Linked DNA regions of Homo sapiens: region 2 is linked to region 1. The links are chromatin loops, found by intact Hi-C in ENCODE. Cell type or tissue: dorsolateral prefrontal cortex. All regions are shown on one strand.

Region 1 (2,500 bases):
CCAATGTCATCCATAAAGGGTCACAGACCAAATGAAATGACTCTCATAAATTTCCCCACATCCCATCCATCAAGCCCTCCCTCTGTGACTCTCCCCTGGCAGAAGGGGCCTATGCTTTTCCTGAGCATGTGTGTCTGTGATCTCCTTAGACCAGAGGCCCAGCCATCTGTCCATCCTCAGGGTCCGACTGCTTCAGAGTCTGCAGACAGCAGCTTCTCTGGGGTCTCCATGCACAGGGGCCACTGGTGGCTGGGGGTGGCACAGGACAGCCCTCAGTGTTCCAGAGGCCCTGCATTGCAACTGGCTTCCAGATAACTGGGAGGGGTATCTGGGGCCAACTTCAGCACCCTCATGGGGCTGGGGCTCTAATATCATCAGTTATTTTGACTCCTCAGGGATGCTGGTGCAGGGAAGGAGGCCAGAGCCTGGTAACTAGCATGCAGGAAGGTGTGGGGGCAGCATAGCATGGGGAGAAGTGCATGAGCTTCAGGGCAAAGAGACCCTGACTCACCAAGTGACTCTGGGCAAATAACAGCCTCTCCATGCCTCAGCGCCTTATCTCTGAAGCCAAACTTAAAGCAGATCTGGCTTCAAAGGCTTATTGTGCAAAGTATTGTAATCACACACATAACTGAGCCTTGACTCTCCCAACAGCATGCAGGCTGTAGAATATAAGAGCCTCCAATTACCGAGCACTTCTTGTGTGCAGGACTGTATTTGAAACATGTCTCATATATCATCTCAATAAATTCTTAGCATAACCCTATTCAATCATTTAGTCAAATATCTACTGAGCATTTTTCTTAGGTGCTGGAGATATAGGATTAAAAAAAAAACAAATAAATGTCCTTGTGCTCTGGTGAAACTTACACTCCAGTGAGTGGAAGACAGAAACTAAACAAGATTAATCAATGAAATGTATAATAAGTTATACAGTCAGGAGTGTTAGGAAAGCAATAAAGCAGAGAGGAGGGAGAGAAAATGGCAAGCTGGGGGCTAAAGTTTTCACAGGTTGGTCAGAGAAGCCCTCATTGGGAAGGTGATGGGGACTGTTTGGATTATTGGTAATATTCACTCCCCTCCCTGTAGGTGGCGTATACTGCACAGCTTGACTTGCTGTAGCCAATGGGATGTTAACTGGCATAGCACAAGCAAAAGCTTGAAATGTGCACACGCAGGACGTGTCTTCTTGTGCTTGTGCCATGGCCAAAAGAGAGTGTCTCTTGGGTAGCTGCTGCTCTTCCAATCTTGGCCTTGCCGAGATGCTGGCAAACAGACCCACAGCTGGAAGCAGAGCCCACCAAGCCCAGCCTGGATGAGGCACCTCCACCAACCTGTAGGGTGCATGAGATGCTGGATTCCAGTGAGACTTGAGGCTGTTTGTTATGCACCATTAAATGGTCACTGGTGACTGATAGGGGGACTTTTGGGTAAAGACTTTAAGGAAGTGAGAGAGAAGGGGCTCGTGACTATCTGGAAGTCGATTTTTCCAAGCAGAGAGGAAAACAAGTATAGAGATCCATATGCAGGGGTCCACCTGGCATATTCATGGGACAGCAAGGTAGCCTGGGTGGCTGGAATAACAGATCCAGGAGAGGAGCAGCAGGAGGTGACATCAAAGAGAGGATGAATCAGGTAAGATGTTAGAGGTTGAATGACCGTATAATTTATCACCCTAACTAGGACTTGTTTTTTAAATCAAAGTGTAATTTACATAGCAAAATGCATTATTTTGAATGTATAATCTTATGAGTTTTATAAACTTAGACAGTAATGTAACCAACACCATAATCAAGATACGGAACAGCTCCATTGCCCACAGCAATTCCTTATGGCTCTTTGTAGTGAATCCTCCTATCCCTAGGCCTGGAAAACACCAATGAGTTTTCTGCCCCTATAGTTTTGCCAATCAGGAACATCACATAATTGAAATTATGGAGTATGAGGCCTCTTGAGTGCAGCTTCTGTCACTCAGCATATGCTTTTGAGAATTATCTCATGTTGCTGTATGTAACAGGAGTTTGTTCCTGGTTTGTTTTTCATTATTCCTTTTTTTTTTTTTTTTTGAGACAGAGTCTCACTCTGCTCTGTTACCCAGGCTAGAGTGCAGTGTGGTGCAATCATAGCTCACTGCAGCCTCAATCTCCTTGGCTCAAGAGATCCTCCCACCTAAGCCTTCTGAGTGGCTGGGACTACATGGCATGCACTATGCCTGGCTTGGCTAATTTTATTTTATTTATTTATTTTTTTGTAGAGACAGAGTCTCATTATGGGGCTCAGGCTGGTCTCAAACTCCCTTTTTAATGCTGAATAATATTCCATTGTATGGCTGTACCACAGTTTGTTATCCATTCACCAGCTGAAGGACATTGGGATGGTTTCCAGTTTGCGGTTATTACAACAAAGCCGCTATAAGCATTCACAAAGAGCAAACCAGGATGATTCTGAGAACGAATATTTCTTCTGGAACAAAAGGCATAAGTGGGGACCATCCCTCATA
Region 2 (2,500 bases), 250 kb after region 1:
CACAGGAGAGAGCAGGGACAAGGGGTGTGGAGACGGAGGCAGAGTCCTGTGGATACCATTTGGGCCTTGGATCCAGCCATGCCTGAAGCGATGCAGCCTCTGGCCTTTTCTATTACATGGCCTAATAATGATCCCTGTTTTGCTTAGGCCCAAATGAGAGTTTCTGACACCAGCATGATTATTATGACTCACATGGAGGGTGATTTCAGACCCACAGCAGGTTTCCCTGGAGGTGATAGTCTCAGATGGTCCGCTTTAGCATTCTGACAAACACACACGTGGGCCACAACTTCCCCACAGGCCATGAGAGGCAGAAACCCCTATGTGCCACAGGGTGCGAGGCCCGGCCACCTTCCCCATGGTCCCAGTGGGGACCTCCCAGCATATCTAGACAGGCTCCCCCAGGAAGGGACTCTCTGGGAAGATGACCCCTGGACCACCTATCACTGGGGTCTCAGTCCAACAGCCGGTGTGCACTGTGAGCTCTCTGGGACACACAAGTGTGCATGCAGTATGTGTGTGCAGGTCCTCGTGTGTACTTGTCAGAGGTCCAGTCAGGCAGCCACTCAACAAACATTTGCTCCACCCCTGCATGTGCCTAGGCCTGTACAGGCCTGGGAGTCCCAAGATGAGGAGTTCATGGTGCTGGTGCTCACAGACTTCAAAGGTGCATGTAGAAGCCAGACACCAAAGATACAATGAATGGCATGACAGCAATGAGGCGGCCCCGGCCCGGGCAGAGGAAGCAGAGCGGCCAGGAAAGGCCTCCTGAAGAGCGTACAGAACTGAGACTGGGATGAGACGGGGCTCTGCGGCACAGGGTGGATGGGTGGAGGCAACCAGGAGAGAGCAGACTGGATGCCAGGCCAGAGGCCAGACCACGAGGACTTGAATGCTGAGCACAGGTGTGACCCTGCAGGCCAGCAGCCACAGGGGCCTGGTGTCGGGAAGATGCCCTGGGGAGCTCTGAGGGGCAAGGCTGAGTGGGGGCCCATCTGCTATGTGCCAGTGCCTGGACTGGCATGCAAGAGTCCCAGCACATCCACGCACGTAGCACGTCCACGTGACAGCGTCCCAGGGCAAGGCCAAGGCAGAGCCACATGCATGCCCCTGCTGGCTGCACCTGACATCCAGGAGCTCCCGGAAGCATTCACCAGTGCCGATCAGTGCGTACTGAGACTCATCACAGACCTCGCTGTCCTGCCTTTAACAATGTTAATTTTCTTGGCAGGAGCTAAGTAGCCTAAAGCAGTGGATCCCATCCTGGCTGCACTCATGCAGGCTTCTCCTAAGAAAGCTTGAGCATGTACAACTACAGAGCTTCAAAGCCCTTCTAGCCCCTGCTCACCAGGAAGGGTCCAGCTCCTGCTTCCTCAGAGGCCCGCGTGGTGGCAGCAGTGGCTGCTGGCTATGTCCTCACAGACAGGCAATGGTCAGCAGCTCCTGGAGTGCGGAGGGAGGCACTGGTGGGAGCTGGTGGGCAATACCTCCCTGCCAAGCTCACGGCTGTCAGGCTCACTGCCCTAGACCTGCAACAGCTCCTCCCCTTCCCGGCCAGGGACCCTTTCCCCTGCCCTGGCCAGAAAGAGGCAGTGGCCAGGACCATGTCAGCCCCATTTCACCCATGGAGGCTGCTGGGGGAAGAGGGGCTCCTAAGCCACCAGAAAATTCCCAGGTGGGAGAAGAGAAGAGAAACCCAAGTTCTGGTGCACAAGCTTATACCGCCAGCACCTGGAGCCCGGGTGAGCTTCTATTTCTTCTGCACGACTTCTCCACTCACCCCCAACTACCCTCTCCCGCCCACACAGGCACACCTCAGGCATACAGAGGCATGGGGCCTCCAGAACTTTCCCACTCCAGCCAGTGAGTGTTGGAAACATCTCCAGCGTGGTTCTCCCCTTTGCACATGGCCTTGGAAGCCCTCATATAAATAGCCATTACCAGGGAGAGGCAGTGCCATCAGCTCTCATCTTTTCTTGCCAGAAAGATCTTCAGTGCAGAAGCTGACCAGGAGGGAAGGGCTAGCACAGGCAGACCTACAGGGGGCAGGACAGGGCTGCTATACATGCAGCTGTGCGACCCCAAGTGGTCCTGAGAAAGAACACCGGACAAGGAGCAGCAGCATGCAGAGGTTGCAGAGAGCAGAGTTCCCATGAGTCCCTCCATCCTGTTGCCCATCCAAGGACTTTTACTGAACACCTCCAACCAGCCACATACCAGGCTTGGCTCTGGGGACTTGGCAGTAAACAAGACAGACACTTCTCTGCCCTCACAAACCTGATGGCCCTCACAAATAAATTAATAACATCATTGCCGACGAGGACGCCTACAAAGAAGGAAAAGAACATTTTGGTAGAGTAATAGGGGCCCTACTTGGAGCCAAGGGGAGCTTCTCTGAGGAGGTAAGATCAGAGGCATAGCCAAAGGCCAAGAAGGGGCCCAGCATGCAAAGAGCCTTCCAGATAGTAGGAACAGCATGTGCAAAGGCCCCAGGGTAGAT

Evidence for each region. Peaks named below come from ENCODE experiments on the same cell type or tissue, not always from the same donor. Only the 100,000 strongest peaks of a DNase experiment are listed, where the experiment ranks them.
Region 2: a loop joins it to region 1, with 2.0 times the contacts of the local background. A loop is called at or near these places in 2 of 110 quality-filtered maps.

Annotation. Positions count from the first base shown.
Region 1 is chr10:86,099,585-86,102,084 of GRCh38, forward strand. All of the region lies in intron 4 of GRID1 (glutamate ionotropic receptor delta type subunit 1), which reads right to left. Among named protein-coding and RNA genes, the nearest start is that of MIR346, 160 kb to the right of the region's middle. In dorsolateral prefrontal cortex, a CTCF peak has its summit at 1,077; no DNase peak of the experiment used is centred here.
Region 2 is chr10:86,347,616-86,350,115 of GRCh38, forward strand. All of the region lies in intron 2 of GRID1 (glutamate ionotropic receptor delta type subunit 1), which reads right to left. Among named protein-coding and RNA genes, the nearest start is that of GRID1, 18 kb to the right of the region's middle. In dorsolateral prefrontal cortex, a CTCF peak has its summit at 1,381; a DNase peak (open chromatin) is centred at 1,416; H3K27ac peaks cover 1,119 bases.